2 separate regions of the Homo sapiens genome follow, and region 2 is linked to region 1. A link is a loop called in an ENCODE intact Hi-C map of the cell type or tissue named here. Cell type or tissue: PC-3. All regions are shown on one strand. Links, peaks and the distances in the headings refer to the core of each region. The heading gives the core; the rest is flanking DNA. Region 1 has its middle 22 kb from the start of DGKB. Region 2 overlaps DGKB (diacylglycerol kinase beta).

Region 1 (9,196 bases), core at 476-8,475:
TAAACACATGAAAATATATAAAACATCATATGTTATTAGGTAACTGCAAATTATAAGAACAATAAGGTGCCATGATATGCTTATTAGAATGTCTATAATCCAAAAATTCTCCAATACGCAATGCTGGTGAGGAAGTAGAACAACCAGAACTTCATTCATTGCTAGTGGGAATACAAAATGTAAATGTGACTTTGGAAGACAGTTTGGCAGTTTCTTACAAAGTTAAACATAGTCTTATCATATGATCCAGCAATCACACTCCTAAGTATATACCCAACTGAGTTGAAAACTTATGTCCACACAAAACCCTTCACAGGAATGTTTATAGCAGCTTTATACATAATTGCAAAAAACTGAAAGCAACCAAGATGTTTTTCAACAGAGGAAAAGATAAGTAAACTAGGGTACGTCTCTAAAATGAAATATTATTTGGTGATAAAGGGAAATGAGCTATGAAGCCAAGGAAAGACATAAATAAACTTACATGTATTTTTCTGAGTAAGCCTGAAAAGACTCCCATACTAAATTACATTTTCTTTTTAAATTAATTTTTTTTCATTCCCACTTTAAATTTTCCATTCCCACTCTAGGTTCAGGGACACATGTGCAGATTTGTTACATAGGTAAATTGTGTGTTGTGAAGAGTTGGTGTACAGATTATTTTGTCACCTGGGTAATGAGCATAGTACCCAATAAGTAGTTTTTCAATCCTCACCTCCTCCCATCTGACATTTCGAAAAGGCAAAACTAGAGAGATAGTAAAATAATCAGTGGTTTCCAGAGGTTTTGGAGGGAGAGGGGAAGTGGTGAGTAGGTGAGATTTTTAGGGTGTCAAAACTATTCTACATGAAACTGTAATTGTGGATGCATGAAATAACATTGTGCCAATATTCGTTCATTAATTATAAGAGATGTAGGACACGAATGCAAGATGTGTGCTGGCAAAATGGAGAAGGAGAAGGGTATATACAAATTCGGAACTACTTGCTTAATTTTTCTGCAAAGGTAATATTGTCCTAAAAACTGAAAGGTATTAATTCCTAAAAGGTGATGTCTATACCAAACCGAACATCATTAGAAAAATAACATAACCCATGTGAAAAATGTAAGTTGTTTGTGTATCACAGTGGTTCTCCACCAAGGGTTATTTTGCTCCCCAGGAAAAATTTGCAATGTCTGCAAATGTTTTTGATTGTTATGACTAGGGCACAGGCAGTGCTAGTGACATAAAATATGTAAAGGCCAAGGATTCTGTTAACCATCCTATAATACACAGGAAAGCTCCTCAAAATAATTGACCCAAAATGTCAACATGGCAGAAATTGAGAAAACTTGGGCTAATGTGTTTTGTGGGCCCAAGAGTGGAAGGCAAGACTTAAACCAGAGATTACTTTGACAACTATACTAAGGAATTTGAAACTTACCCTAAAAACTGTGGATGTCTTTCAAAGGAATTTTAGCAAGATACAATGTGATTAAATCTACATTTTAAAACAGTCATTTCAGTAGCAGTATAGAAAAGCTTTTCTTAACCTCAGTATCTTCCCAATCCACTGTGTTCTGATTAGGAGGTATGTTGCAAACTATTTGTTACTTATCATTCAATCAGAACTGTAAAAATCTTTACCAAAACCCTACAATAAGTGCATTTTTCAGAAGAGATGCTAAAATGATGACTTCGACAAAGAGCGTCTTTCCTTAATGTTATGCAACATGCTGTTTAGTAGAGGTAGAATTATGTTCATAAATATTGATGTAGAAAAAAAATGGAAAGAAAAGCAAGATGGAAGAGCAATTACAAACTGTTTCCATGACCAAAGCAGATAATTAAAAAGGCTAAACCAGAGCAACGACATTTACAAAGGGAAGGGAGAGTAGGTGATTAATTTAATAGATTCCAGGGATGGGGTGCCATGTACGTCTATACTCCCACTGTCTCTAGTATAACATGAAGACTATGTATGTATATATGTCTACATATATATGTGTATCCATCGTGTGTGTGTGTGTGTGTGTGTGTGTGTGTGTGTGTGTGTATCAGACTTATTAGGGGAGTAGTATGGCTCTTCATAAAAATAAATATTGTCATACTACATTGCTTTAGATAGTGCCGTCACTCAAAGATGGTGGGTATGGAGATTGAGAAAGAGAAGTTGGGGAATTCTTTACAAAAATGATATAGAATAACAGCAGGGTTTAGAAGACAGGAGGCAGAAGCATATATACTTGCTTCATTTCAGCATGGTGTAGCCAAGAACATCCTAAGTTGTTAGCTAGGATAGTATTGTTACCTGAATTTTTATCCTCTCTCTGCTACTAAATAGTTGTGTGATTTTAAAACTCTTATGAAATTGACCAATAATAATTGAGTATATTTATGAGATACAGTGTTATGTTTTGAGCTCTGTGTAAATTGAAGATACATTGAGTCAAGCTAAACACCATACCCATCACTTCACCAACTCATCCTTTTTTCTGATGAGAACATTGAAACATCTATTCTTTCAGCAATTTTGAAATAGACAACATATTATTACTGTGATCACTATGCAGTCAATAGAGCACTAAAATATATTCCTTCAGTCTAACTGAAACTTTGTATTCTTTGATTAACATCTCCCCTTTCTCCATCCCTCCTTTTCCACCACAGCTTCTGGTAACCATTCTTCTAGAATTGCTGGGTATCCAATTATAAACAGGTATTTTTGGTACACAGTTTGAAGTTTTATTCCACTCTCCTATGGGTTCTGATATTGCTATTGAGTCAGCTGTCTGTCAAATTGTGATTTTTTAGAAGGCAATTTATATTTTCTTTGGTATTTTCTAATTTCACTATAATATTTATTTCTGTTTTTAGTTTATGGACTTCCTGAATCTTTCCAAAGTTATAAAAAGTTCTCAGGTGTTATATCTTCAGTTATTCCCCTATTGCACTTTTGTTCTTTTTCTCCTTTTGGAGCTCCAATCAGATATCTATGAGACTCTTTCTATTTATTTTTATGAGATTGTCTTTTGTTGATTCCACATATAAATGAGATTATATGCTTTTGTGATTTTTAAACAAGTCACTTTTCCACTCAAAGCTCTGTTTCCTTATTTGTAGAATATGCAAGTTAGAAGACAAATTATCTAAAATTATTTGAAATTCATAATCTCAAATATATTCTCCTTTTCCTTTTCTGTATTGTAGTTCAAACCATCATTATTTCCTCCTTGAAACATTGTATTCATCCCTTTTGATATCTGGCATTCATTCTTGCATTTCTCCAATCCATTCTCCATGGAGCAACCATCAAAATCTTTTTAAACTCCTCTATATAAAAGCTTTGTCCTGGCCGGGCACGGTGGCACATGCCTGTGATCCCAGCACTTTTGGCGGCCAAGGCGGGCGAATCACCTGAGGTCAGGAGTTTGAGACAAGCCTGGCCAACATGAGGAAACCCTGTTTCTACTAAAAATACAAAAATTAGCCGGGTGTGGTGGTGCATGCCTGTAATCCCAGCTACTTGGGAGGCTGAGGCAGGAGAATCTCTTGAACCCGGGAGGCGGAGGTTGCAGTGAGCAACTGCACTCCAACCTGGGCAACACAGTGAAGCTCCATCTCAAAAAAAAAAAAAAAAAAAAAGCTTTGTCCTATTCTCACAATAAAGTTTCTGAATATGACCTGAAGGCAGAAGGCAGGTCTGTCTTGATTACTAACTACCTGTAACTGAGCTCTAATGACACTCTCCTCATTCTAACTGTTTAGTTTCTTGGTTTTGTGGATTTCTATTTTTGTTATAGAATTGTATTTATTTTTCTATAGTTCTTAAAAATATTTTTGCTGGGTATGCAGTTCTAAACAGGTATTTTCTCTGGGCAGTTTGAAGCTTTTATTCCACTGTCCTACGCGTTCTAATATTGCTATTGATTCAGCTGTCAGTCAAATTGTGATTTCCTAGAAGGCAAATTCTATTTTCTTTGGTATTTTCTAATTTCACTATGAAATTGGTTTCTCTTTTTAGTTTATGGAGTTCCTGAATCTTTCCAAAGTTATAAAAAGTTCTCAGGTGTTATATCTTCAGAGATTTCCTCTGTGGTACTTTTGTTCTTCTCTCCTTTTGCAGTTTTAATCAGATATATCCATTAGACTCTTTCTCACTCTACAATCCTGAAACTCATATTTTTCCTCTCCGAGCTGCATTCTTGATGACTTGGTCAGATCTATCTTAATAGTTCACTAGTGCCCTCTTCAGATAGGTTTAATCTAATAAAAATTCATCCATCAAAGGTTTCCAATTTTTTTTTATTTCTAGATTGTTTTGTTTCAATAGTAATCATTGAATTTTGTGTAATTTGGCACAGCATGATATTTTTAAAATTAAATTTTCTATTATGATTATTGTAGAGTCCCAAACAGTAATAAGATATAATACAGAAACACTGAAGTACCCTTTACCCAGCTCCTCTCATGGGAAACTTTACAATTTTATTACATTTATATATACTTACGGGGATTCCTCAGGTTGCCTTTTGATAATCACATCAACCTCCCTGCTGCACAGCTTCTCTCCTTCCCCTGTCCCCAACCTGGCAACCACAGATGTTTTCTCTATTTCTCAAATGTTGTCTTTTTAAATTTGTTATATAAATAGAATCATACAATAGGTAACTTATAATGATTGGCTTTTTTCACTCACTACAATTCTCTATAGATTCACTCAAGTTTTTTATGTATTAATAATGTTTTCATTTTGATTGCCCAGTAGTATCTGATGATATGGTTGCCCCAAAGTCTGTTCAACTATTCGTCCACTGAAGGATACCTAAGTTTTTTCCAGTTTTTGCCTATTACAAAGAAAGCTACTGTGACCATCAGTGAAAAAGTTTTTGTGTGAACATGTGCTTTACTTCTCTGGGATTAATGCTGAGGAGTAAAACCATTGAGTCACATGGCAATTGTCATCAGTATATCTCCTTTGATGAATATCTGTTCATGTATTTTGCGCATATTTTTAGGCAGATTGCCTGATTTTTACTGATGAGTTTGGAGATTTTTAAAATGTATTCCAGATGCAAGGCTTTGCTTGAATTTTTATAGGAAAGGGATTAAACTTATAGGTCAATTTATGGAGTATTGATAGATTTTATTATGTTGAGTTGTCTAATTCATGAATATGGTATGTCTTATTTAGGTCTTCTTTGATTTATTGCATCAAAAATTTTTAAGTTTCAGCATATATATTCTATACGTCTTTGGTGAGATTTGTACCTGAATATTTCATCTTCTTTAGAGCAATTGTAAATCGTATTGTGTTTTTAATTTCAGTTGTCATATGTTCATAATTAGTATATACAAATGCAAGTTATTTTATATTTTGATCTTACATCCTATAACCTTGCAAAATTCACTTATTGTTCCAAGGTATTGTTTGGTTTAGTTTTTCAGTTTCTATGTGATTTTCTATGTGGACCTTCATGTCATTTGCAAATAGGAATAATTGGGTCCCCCCCCCACTTCCAGTATGCATGTCTTTATTTCTTTTCTTCAGTTTATCACAGTGGGTAGAAAAGTTCTGATATTGTGTTGAATAAGAGTAGAGAGAACAGAAATCCTTGCCTGATCTTGAACATTCAGTTTTTCACCGTTGAGTATGAAGTTAACTGTAGGTTTCTGTAGATTTTCTTTACCAAATTGAAAGAAAAATCCTATAATCCTAGTTTGCAGGGAGTTTTTATCATGAATAGATTTTTTTCAAACACTTTTTTTGCATCTATTAATATAATCATGATTTTTCTTTAAACTGTTTCTGTGATGGATTACATTTCATACATTTTTTTCACTTGTTTTAAGAGATCTTATCACTGCTTTTTGAAGGAAATTATTATGGCTGCTTTAAAATTCTTGTCAGACAACCACACCATTTGATTCATTTTCATATTGGCATCTGTTGACTTTCTTTTCTCATTTAATTTGTGATTTCCCTTGCTTTTGATATATAATGAGTCATTTTTGATTGAATATTCGAATGTTTCATTTTTCAAGTCCTGCTGTTCCTAGACAGCTAGCCTACTTTTTTTCCACCTTTTGGAATCTTCCTATTTTTTTCTCATTGCTTTGCATTATGTTTAGTGTTTTTTGTTTTTTTTTTTAGTGGTAAGTGGGAGGATCTGTGAAGAATAAGCTTCTCTATCGTCATGGAACCAGAAGTCCCATATTTCAAGATTTTTTTTATGTTTTTGGTTTGTTTTTACAAATTTAATTGGTCAATTTTTATGTCTTGTGCTGCTGTCTCATATTCTCAACAATTATTTTTATTTCTTTAAATATATTTAACATAAGTATTTTATATTTTATTTCTGATATACCCAACATGTAATATCTCTGAAAGTGAATCTGGTATTAATTATTTCTTCTAGCTCTTGTTGGTAGTGCCTGCTTTCTTTTTTTGTGTTTTGTAAGTTTCAGCAATCTGCTCATTTTCCTTTAAAATTTACCATGGAAATCCTTTGATGCTTTGCTGAATGTGGTTCCCTACAGAAGATTCGTATTTGCTTCCATCTGGTTGGAAGGGTTCTGGTGACCCTTTCATTTGAATATAATTCTGAGCTTTCGGTTTTGAAATACCAGGTTAGTGAAAATTTGGGCTGCAGACTCTTGAAGGAGCATGTTTATTTTTACAGATTCACTGGAATGATGATGATGATGATTATTTGTCTACACCAAGCATCAACTTTCAAGACAGGCCATGTTTCTCGGAGTTTCTTGTTGGAGTGGTTGGCTGGTAGATACTTTTACTTATCTATATAAATGATGATTTAGAATTTGTGGGGTCTGATTTTATTAAGGGATAAGGAGACAGTAGTTCATTAGAATGGTCTCCTTAACTATGACTTCCTTCTTTTCCTTAGTTTGAAGTTCCTCCCTTTCCTTAGTTTGAACCACTAAGAATTAATTTTATTTCCAGTTCATTGATTTAAGTTTGAAACACTTTATTTAACTTTTTTGTTTGTTTGCTTTCTGAAAGTGGGTATGGCAAAACATCTGTTCTACCACACATTATCCTTATCTTTTAAAAAATATCCATCCTGATCTATGAGGATGCTAGGTAGGTTTTGTTTTGCTTTGCTTTATATCAGCTCTCTAATTGAAACATTTTAAAACTATACAAAAAAAAGCAAACTCCTACACAAATCTGGCAGTATTAAACACAGAAGTCATGGTCAAAAAATATTAAAATAAAGGTTGAATTATATATACTTTTAAAAAGGTGTATTGTTTTCTGCTTTTTATGAAGAAAAATATACCTTTTTCAATTACCATTTCCTCATTTTCTCCTTAAGCTACAATATCTATGTTCATAGAAAAATATCAGAGAATGAAAAACAAACTCAGGATCATCAAAAGAATATTTCAAAACATGATAACAAGTTGTACATAAAGTAGCAGCTGACTTACATTTTGCATCTTCTTTTTTCCTAAATATTTATATGCAAAATCTGCTCTAAAATTTCTGATTTTGAGATCTCAGTTAAGATTCAATTTACAAGAATTACATTATTGGCTAGTATCTTGGATGCAATTTATAGTAAATTCTGAGCAAGTCTATAAAAAGGCAAGATAGTTACTACAAATGTACCCTTCATAGTGCTACATCTAGATGACATGAGAAGTGTAACTAATGAAATAGTCTGTGAATTTGAAAAATCTAATTAAATATAAGTCTTTTCAACTTGAAAACAAAATACATTTAAAATTCTATTTATGATTTAAGATAAATATGCTAAAATATAGATTCTTTCAACAGATATTTAATGAGCAGATGTGAACAAACAGCCCTGAACTTGTAGAGCTTGCATCCTAGTGCATGAGTTTATAGAAATCTATTTAGTTGTAATCATGGAGACACAAGGAATTTTCAAATATTCAAAAAACTTTAACCATCTAAATACCTAGTTATCCTACTGATACATTGATTTTACTAAAATTTTCTCAGAATTTCACTTTAGTTTCTCAAAATAATGAACAAATATATATCTTGTTTCCTCTGTTCACTCAAAAATAATCTCTGATCACACATATTTTTATGTTACAGAATTTCTCTGTTCTTTCACAAATAAATACTTTTTCCCTAATTAGTGATATACACATGCTATATTAACTTCTCCAGTGCCTCATCCTACTGTTATCTGCAATCTGTGTGCAATTTGTCAGAGAAATTGCTTTTAAGAATGTCATCAGTGACCTCCTGTCAAAACAGAATCACACAGTTTCTTTTTGTGTGTATGTTCATTTTTTATTTATTTTATTTTAATATTTCTATTTGCATAAATTTATGGGGGACAAGTGCAATACTTTTTTACATGTGTAGATTGCATGGGGGTGAAGTTAGGGCTTTTAGGATATACATCATCAGAATAATGTATATTGTACCGATTAAGTAATTTCTCATCATCCATCCCCCTCCTACTCCCTCATCCATCTGAGTCTCCATTGTCTATTATTCCACACTTGACATCCATCTGTACATATTATCTAGCTCTAACTTACAAATGAGAACATGCAATATTTATCTTTCTGAGACTGACTTAAGATAATGGCTTGTTCCTGCAAAAGACATAATTCCATTCTTTTTTATGGCTGAAAAGTACTGCATTGTGTATACACACACACACACACACACACACACACACACACATACATATCACATTTTCTTTATACAGTCTAGTACTACATTGTGTATATACATCACATTTCTTTATACAGTCATCCATTGATAAACACTTAGGTTGATTCCATAGCTTTGCTCTTGTGAATAATGCTGTCATCAACATATGAGTGCAGATATCTTTTTGGTATAACGATATTATTTCCTTTGGGTAGATAACCAATAGTGGGATTGTTGAATAAATTGGGAGTTCAATTTTTAGTTAATTGAGAAATCTCCACACTGTTTTCATAGAGGTTGTACTAAAGTACTTTCCCATCAACAGTGTATAAATGTTCCATTATCTCCGCATCCTCACCAACATCTGTTATTTTTTGATGTGTTAATAGTAGCCATTCTGATCGGAGTAAGGTTGTGGTTTTAATTTGTATTTCTCTGATGGTTAGTGATGTTGAGCATTTTTTCATATACCTGTTGGCCATTTGTATGCCTTCTTTTGGAAAATGTCTATTCATCTTATTTGCCTACTTTTTAATAAGATTATTTGT
Region 2 (9,196 bases), core at 879-8,878, 160 kb before region 1:
GGTCTTTTGCAAAGAGAAGTATGAAGCAACGTAAATGTTGCCTTCTGAAGCTGCAAATGAACTAACAGTAATGATGATCGAACATTTAAAATGTAACATCTCTCAACTAATATTAAATAGGTTATTTAACAAGCAATTAGGAAGGAAAAGGCATTCATTCCAGCATGGTATTCAAAAGCAATTGACAAGACATGCAAAGTTTTCATAAGAAAATCTTAAAGAAATCTTAAGCTTACTGGTAAAAGGTAAAATAGAAGATTAAAAAAATTCCTCCCTTTTTGTACAAGTTGGTTCCTTAAGGTGACGGACCAGGTATAAGCAACACAAAATCCTTCTTTGGTCAAGGAAATAATTGCCTGAAAGGGGTAACTCCCTACCCCTACACCAATATCCATTTTGGATTGAAATTCGTGGGTCATAGACTGAGAGCCAAGCATACTCCTTCTCTATTTTATCCAATGCTGTTTCCTGACTTCTAGGAAAAGAACCAACGCTACACTTAAATGATTCATATTCTTTCAAGCATACAATATAGAAGAGTTATTTGAACGAAAAATGTACAACATTTAATATATCTTCTAGAATAGCACTGCATTATGAACTTCATTTTGTTTATGTTATGATACATGGTAAATGGTTTATGGTGTGCATATATATATATATACACACACATACACATATACATACATCTGTATCATACATATATAATGTATATGTGTACATATACATACACACACACACACATACATTTTTCCAAGAATTGTTTATTAAGAAATACCCTCTTCCAAGCATATATACGAAACTGATATAAAGAAAAAGAAGTTTTACCCCTTCAGGATTATACTTTGCAAGCACACCATTACCATGGAATTCTTCAAGAACATCCTTTAATTTCTTTGTAGAATCTATAAAAAACAGAAAACACAAAAATTGTTTATATGCACATACTGTGGTTGTGTAGCCCAGTCCAGAAACAGAGACCACTTAAAATGTAAATAAGCATCAGCAGAAACTAAATTTAAAAACCAACACATAAAATATCTCTTGCCATTTTTGAAAGGCTATTTAATTGGAAAAGAAATTGCAAAGGAGCAAAAAGATCACTGCATTAAATAAAAACAATACAGCTGGATAAGAAAAATATGGGTAGCTAAGCCTCAATGGTGAATCCATTTAGAGGGACGCTATAGATTTTAGTATCTGTAGATATTTTTAAGGAGAATTTTCTCTGTATACATAACACAACTAAACTAAAGCCTACTTTAGTAATTAAAGTTTTAGTAAGTAAGCTTTAATTTAGTTGTGTCACATATTTTACCCTATATATGCATTACGAATAACATTTTAGTTTTGTTATGTATAAATTAAAGCTTACCCTATTCAATGAAGAAACAAAGCTTAGACATATTACCAAAAGAATTATAAATTATTTTCTTCAAAAGTACTATTATTTTTAAACCTTTCATCTTATTAGTTGGTGACAAGAAATTTTAAGTTAATAAAATAATGTCATAAAAGAATTATCAGTATTACAATTAAAGTTAAATACATTAATATGATATAGATATATACATTCAGTCTACTAAAATATGCTCATTATACTTATTGAAATATAATTTTTGATTTAGAAATCTCAGAATTACAACGCATTTTTAAGTTAGAAGGAAATAATAGCTAACAAATATGGGTAAGTCATCTAAATATTTAATCAAGTTTGAATAATAATGAAAAAACCTCAAAATTAAAATGTAGGAAATACATGGATTTCCCAGTTTTCTTTTATGGAACAGAGCATGGAAAATTATTGGCTACCAATTGAATATAATTCTTGTTGACCTTCCCTAAGAGTCAGTGATACTTGGACTACCACAAAATATTTCCCAGTTCCAGAAAACTAATTCACAAATTAGCTTTTGAAACATCCTGCTAGAAAACTCTCTCATAGATGCCCATTGAATATATAATGCCTATATTTTGTGAATTGTACTTTTACTTGGAATGTACCATTTCCTTTCTTTATATTGTAAATTCTGTGGGTTTGTGTATGTGTGTGAAACAATAGATAGATAGATAGATAGATAGATAGATAGATAGATAGATAGATAGATACATAGATAGATAGAGTTTCGCTCTTGTTACCCAGGCTGGAGTGCAATGGCACAGTCTTGGCTCACTGCAACCTCCATCTCCTGGGTTCAACCGGTTCTCCTGCCTCAGCCTCCCAAGTAGCTGGGATTACAGGGGCTTACCACCATGCCTGGCTAATTTTTATAATTTTAGTAGAGACAGGGTTTCACCACGTTGGCCAGGCTGGTGTCGAACCCCTGACCTCAGGTGATCCACTCACCTTAGCCACCCAAAGAACTGGGATTACAGGCATGAGCCACCGTGCTCAGCCTGTGAAACAGTACTTTTAAGTGAGATAAAATTCGTGTCACATAAAATTGACATTAACAATTTCAAAGTGTACAATTCAGTAATTTTTAGCATATTCATGATGTTGTGCAATCATTACCTCTGATTAATCCCATAACATTTTCATCACCCTGTAAAGAAACCTTATGCCCATTAAACAGTCACTCCCTGTATTTTCTCCCCTCTAACCTCTGGCTATCATTAGCCTATTTTCTGTGTCTATGGATTTGCCTATTCTGGATATTTCATGTAAATTGAATCATATAATATGTTTCCTTTGTGTCTGGCTTCTTTCACTTAGCTTAGTGTTTTCAAGGTTTTTCCATGTTATAACATGTATCAGTACTTCACTCCTTTTTATAGCTGAATAATATTCCATTATAATGAATATACTCCATTTAATAAATCTATTTATCAGCTGATGTACATTCAACTTGTTTCCAGGTTTTGGCTGTTAGGAATTCTGCTATGAACATTCAAGTGTACACGTTTTTGTATAAACATATAATTCAATTCTCTTGGCTATATACCTGATAGTAAAATTGCCAGATCATACAGTAACTCTATGTTTAGTGTTTTGAGGAACTGCCAAATTGATTTTCACAACAGCTACACCATTTTACACTCCCACCAGTAAGGTGTAAGGATTCCAGTCTCTCTATATCCTTGCCAAAACTTGTTATTTTCTAACCCTTTTTTTGTTACAGCCATCCTAGTGGATGTGAAATGATTCGACTCACATCTGATTAGTCATTCGCTAATGACTAATAATGCTGAGCATCTTTTTATATGCCTATTGGTCGTTTGTATATTCTTTGGCAAAATGTCTATTCAAGTTCTTTGACCATTTTTTAATTGGACGGTTTGTCTTTTTGTTGTGGACATCCTCTGGGGGGTGTGTGTGTACGCACATTTGCTTGATGCCTATACAGCTTCCTATGTATTTCCTTTTTGGTGTATAATTTGCTGGCATTTTCCATATTGTGATCAGAGTTAATTTTTTATGTCATGTCCCTTGCTAGATTGGAGGTTGTTCTCGGGCAGAAAATGTGTGTTTTCATTTTAGCACAACTTTCAACTTCATCACAAAGTTGAAACAATAGCATTGCAATAAATATTGAGATTAAATTAATCAGAGCTATTCCTAAATGGCAAAAAATTACAATAATTGCTTCTATATGTACTTTGTTAGACACTTACACTGCAGAGAGAGACCAAACTGCATATCAAAAAGAGACATGAAGCTGACCCCTTATTCTCAAATTCTTCTTTGTGGGTAATAAGGCACTATTCTAAGTTAGCAGAACTGCTTTTACTTCTTTTTATCCATAATCGTAGATGCAACCCATACTGTGCAGACCCACAGAGACACACACATACACAGATGCATACATTCTGGAATATCATATCTCGAGAGACTATGTTTATTTTAACCATATCTTAGGCCAATGATAAAATGGAAGGCGGAGAAAACAATTTTGGTTTCTCCCACATAGGCCTGCCCCACAACTTTAGAGACACTGCTTAGATGGCCTTTTCGTTTCAGGTTTCTATGAGAGTAAAAAACATATTCAGTAATTATTTATAAATGACTCAGAGAAGGGGAAAGCTCATAAAATTATTCCTACAATATTTTATTAGTGTACTGGTCATAGTTTATACTGAATATTCTTAGTAGAGAAATCATGAGCTAAATTAACAGCCAAAAACCTCTAGATATATGACTGCCCTTTCCATGAACTAGGGCTCAACAATGACTTGGTCTGAGACAATTTAAAGTGCTCTAGTTGATATTCAGATGAATCACTATCAATTCAACTCACTGCCTCTCCAATTCTCAAGTTCCAGTTCTAATATCTTAATATTTGAAGTTTAACTATGACCTGATCTCCACTTTACAATCTAGTTTGGAAACTGGAGCATTATCTTGTTTTTGTATTCCTGTCTCAATAACATTTCTTGGGCCCAGTTTCTCTAAGGCTGAGGCCCTGATTTGACCGGTCAATCTTCTAAAGATAAGGATTTGCGCATGGAACACCAGAGAGTTCAGGATATCCATAACCTTTCAACAGCATTGTTTTTACATGAATTATCTACATGTCTTCTTGGACACCCAAATTGCACTAGGTTGTGAAAATCCTACTGCTATGTTTTACCTTCTTTTGGGGGGAACACACATTTATCTTATTTGTAAGTTAACTGCTTGTCCAAATTTCTTCCTATGGCCTATCACCATAAACATTCCTATCTTTTTTATTGTGCCAACTCTGAGTTACATTCTGTCCAAAACTACACTGGGGCAGTGGAGAGGGGAAAGGATCTATAACTAGGCCTGACCTGCCTTCTAGGACAAAATAAACAGAGGAAGTTATACCTGGATGAACAGATAGTAAGACGTGGCCTCAGTCATAATTCAGCTAATAATAGAGCTTCGGGAAAGAGCACAGTGACAGATACTAGGCTGAGCAATGCTGAGAAATCCAGGCAAGCAGCCAGCCAGGCAGGCAGCTGTGAGCTTGGAGATCAGTTTAGTAAATACATGTCTGTAATGGGAGAAAGAACCTGGAAGATTGGCCAGTGAAGTGCTAGGCAGCCCAGTGCTGAGCAGCCAGGTTGAAAACAGCAGGTTTAGTTCTTGGGATAAGGGAGCTGGACAGATGCGCAGCACAAAAGATTGGGTCTCCTGGAAAGCAAAGGAGGGGTATGACTTGGGGAAATTCTGAAACATGGGGCTAATTTCAGAGGTTCCTATGCTTGGCTTGACTGGCAGGGCAGGATACTTGGAAAACAACAGTGAATACAAATTACTGCCCTTTGACTAACATATCCATTTTCCCAGCAAGTAATTTAATACTATACCAATAACTACAGCTGAGACAATGGGCTGTCTTTTTCATCACTGTCAGAATCAACTTAGAGCTGAAAATGGTACTGAGCATGAAAGCGGGAGGTGTTTTATTAAGCAAACATTCTTGGAATGAGCTGGGAAAGAACAAAGAAAATGTTTATGGGGAGATGAGTTGACTTTCTCCTATACTTTACCTTTCTATCACCTGCTCTGGTACTTGAGTAATTCCAGGGGCCCCCCAAAATGCACACACCCTGTCAATCTTCTCATTTCGGCTGAGTCATGTAATAAACAATGCCATGAGAGTTAAATGAACTACATTTTAGGGATCAACGTTAAATTTTTATTTACTTTTAAAATGTTCAGAATTTTTAACGATTTTCAAGAAAAATTAAAGACCCTTTACATTAGTCTGAATTGAAAATAAATAAATGACTAATAGCATTTGGTAACGTTTAGAAAATGCAAATAGATCATAAAAAGTACTACATGAAAAATGAAACACTTAGTTCCTCTCACATCTCTTTAGGCATCTGTTACATCTTGAGTGAGTCTCCTTTGTGATTTTCCTGCCTCTTTGTCTCTTTATTCCAAAAAACTCAACACATACTTGTCAGATTAATCTCAAAGGCCCCATGAAGTAACGGAGAGATTTAAAGCCAGCTAGATTTAGATTTGAATCTTGGCTCCAGAATGCTTGGCTGAATGTCCCTGGGCATATTTTTAACCTCTCTATGGTTCAGTTTTCTAATATTTAAAATTAGAATAATGATAGGGATCTGGCAATACTGTGTCTAGCAAAGTGTCTGGTGCCCAATAAATCCTTGTTCCTTTATTTCATCCTAAATGTGACTTTAAACAAATCATCACCCTTCAACTGTTTCCTGTTGCTTTTGGATTGAAGCACAAACTCCTCCTCTTGGCACCATAGGTGTGTCAAAATATGATCCAAATCTATCTTCCAACAGTTATTTTCTGTATCTTCCATATTTACTATTCAATATCCATTCATCCAATTGTGAAGGCATCCCATCATCCCATGATTTTAGAGCTCTTCTTTTGCTGATGATTTTTTTTTCCTCAGGAATCCCGCCAATGTTGAGTGAAGTTCAACATAATGTATGGCATGGTTTATCTGTCAACTTATCCACAAAATCTCTCAGGACCTCCTCAAACACAGTAGGTTGTAACTCATCCTCCATGGGACACCCCATAATAACTCTCTCAGAATCTACATCTCATTTGTGCATTGGGCACTAGTAACACTATTAATTATAGCTTGAATGCATGAGCATTTTAGAGTTTGCAAAGTGTTCTATTATCTCATTTAAAATTCACAATAATGTTAACAAATATTCACTCCACTTAACACATGAAGAAATCAAAGTTAAGGAAATTATTACCTACTTAGGATCACACAGCTAAAAAGTTTCACATAATGATTCAAGCTATTGTATATGACCCAAACCCATTCTCGTCACTTTGGAAAAAGAACAAATACAAGTTTATAATTTGGCTTAGGAACCTCATTATTACAACAGCTAAAATCACACAGCCAAAAGAATGTACAGTAGTGATTCAAACTCCTATACAGTAAATATATTTTAAAGATCAAGGCCAATAATTTTGCCACCTAAATAGTAGTCATAGCTGCTGTGAGAAGACTATCATATATTCTACTGTTAAAGCTAAGACCCAACTTACAAAATGCATTTGTCATTTTTGTAAATAATGTGTTTTTAGTGGACTGACTGTAAGTTCATTATCTGGTGTTTTTGTTTTTAACCAAAATAGTGCCATGTTTCCCACGTTCAGTAGAGATATTGGTTTTCCAGGCTAATATGATAGTTTTTACAAAGTGAGAGAGGCTCAATGGGACCATGGAAAAGTCATCTTTCGGGTCTCTCAATTCAGTGCTTTCAAAAGTTTCCTTTAAAATCTAAGCCTCCCCACATAGCTTTTTCCTCTTATCACAAAAGATATTCGTGGTATAGAAGACTTTTCCTGTGCTCAGCAAAAAAGCATTTTTTCAGGAACTATATTAACCCTGTAGTAGAGAGGGCTCTGCAACTTCAACTGTTTAAAGAGAAGATTTTTCTAATTTAAATACTTAGCTAGCATTAATGTGCAGACGCATTAATGCTAAGTATTTAAATTAGAAAAATCTTTATCAATTATGTCAATGTTAAAGTTATAATTAATTTATATAATTTAATTGTATAATTGTATAGTTAAATTGTATTAATTGTTGTGCAGACAACATAGTAGCATTCAGTCCAATGTTACATTTCATAAAGTTTCCCTTAGCTACATAGTACTTAAAAGTAGTGAAATAGTGCTTTATCTTCATTTAACCCAGTAATACTCAAACCTGGATCCATATCAGGATCATCCGGGGATCTTTTAATATACACTGATGTTTGCACTCAAAACACAGTGAGGCAGATTTAATTAGCCTACATCTCCATGACTGGCTAGTCATGAGGACCTTTAAAAAAGGCTCTCAGTTGAGTCTTATATGCAGCTGAGATGGAATTAATCACTGCTCTGATCCTTAAATACATGCATAAAGAAAGTGAGAGTTAATCAGCAATTTTTATCCTGCTAAATTTTCCTATGTATGAATATATATTTTGTCTGATTGCTACACGGGGAACTTCTTTTAGGGAAGAAAAAAAAAACCTCATGAGAACATTTTATTTAAAGATTTATTTACTCTCACCTTAGGTCACAATAGCAAAAATAGCATTTTGGAATCCAGCAGAGAGATCCAGAAAATAATATTGTCATTAAATGAAATTCCCCAGATGATATAAAAGAAGTTCTACTTAGAGCCAGCAGCAGAAAATAAATACCTACAGGACTATAGAATAAGAGATTTAGAGAACTAGTCAATAAGAAACAGAAGTTTTTATCTACTTGTGTGAGAATTTTCATAAAAGTACAAAGAGATTGAAAAAGAAATATGGAACTATTGTTAAAAATAATAACAGCCATATTGTAGCAGTTTATATGCTATTTGAAATCTATACACTTGGATTTTTTAAAATCCTAAAAATAATATTCTAATGATACTGCTACAGTGGGAAAAGCTGTACAAAAACCAAACCCTCTATTCAGGTCTTTGCTCCAGGCTCACCACAGGATTCTGGGAAAATCCTTTAAGCTGCTCTGAGTGCAAGTCACTCTCTACTTGTTCCTGCTAAGCATTTGGGATCATCGTTAGCTTAAAAAGATAATGGGCATAATATCTTTGAGCAACCTGTTACACATATAGCAATAAGTATTTCTACTTAGCAAAAATAAAAACTAGTTAATTCCAAAATGACTACAGATTTGAGAACATGAAGAAAATTTCCTTTCTCCTTTTCATATTTATTATCGTTGTTAATCCTCTTAAACATCAGTTTTTATTAACTCTTTCTTGTATTTGCTGGTAATTTTTACTCCTTCATCTATCTACATCTAATGTTTTGATGTATGAATCTAATCCAATGCCTTGCACAAAATATTTGTAAGAGTCATTTGTTTTGATAGACAAATATCTGCTAATTTAGCCAGCAACCCTATCCAGACACTAGGAACCTATGAAATAATTTCCACCTTTATACGTATTTTATTGTGTAGAAAATACATTAAGAAAAAGAGTATACTTGCCTTCGAGCCACTCATCTATACTATAACTAAAAACTTCTATTGAAAACATAATTGCTAATTAAGAGATACTATTAGGGACAGAATTGACTGGTGTGGACCAATAGTGTGCTGGTAAATGTTTAACAACTCTTTGGGATGTGAAGGGTGCCTACTGTAGTGTTTGCCAATTGCTGTCTTGTAAATATTTCCACCATGACAATTTCAAGCCTCCCACATGACATCATTAATGTGGAGTTGGGAAAGAATGCTAACATTCAGCTCTGATAAGCAATAATT

Evidence for each region. Hi-C counts contacts between places; a loop is a spot of excess contacts. Peaks named below come from ENCODE experiments on the same cell type or tissue, not always from the same donor. Only the 100,000 strongest peaks of a DNase experiment are listed, where the experiment ranks them.
Region 2: it touches region 1 in a loop (2.9-fold over the local background); 2 of 110 quality-filtered maps call a loop at or near these places.

Annotation. Positions count from the first base shown.
Region 1 is chr7:14,920,380-14,929,575 of GRCh38, forward strand. It overlaps a transcript of DGKB not described here. Among named protein-coding and RNA genes, the nearest start is that of DGKB, 22 kb to the left of the region's middle. In PC-3, for the core only: a CTCF peak has its summit at 4,226 (motif pointing left); no DNase peak of the experiment used is centred there; H3K4me3 peaks cover 276 bases.
Region 2 is chr7:14,756,827-14,766,022 of GRCh38, forward strand. DGKB (diacylglycerol kinase beta) reads right to left here. Exons shown (of 26, transcript NM_001350709.2): 3 at 829-905. Among named protein-coding and RNA genes, the nearest start is that of DGKB, 140 kb to the right of the region's middle. In PC-3, for the core only: no CTCF peak of the experiment used is centred there; a DNase peak (open chromatin) is centred at 4,875; H3K4me3 peaks cover 1,231 bases; H3K27ac peaks cover 4,122 bases.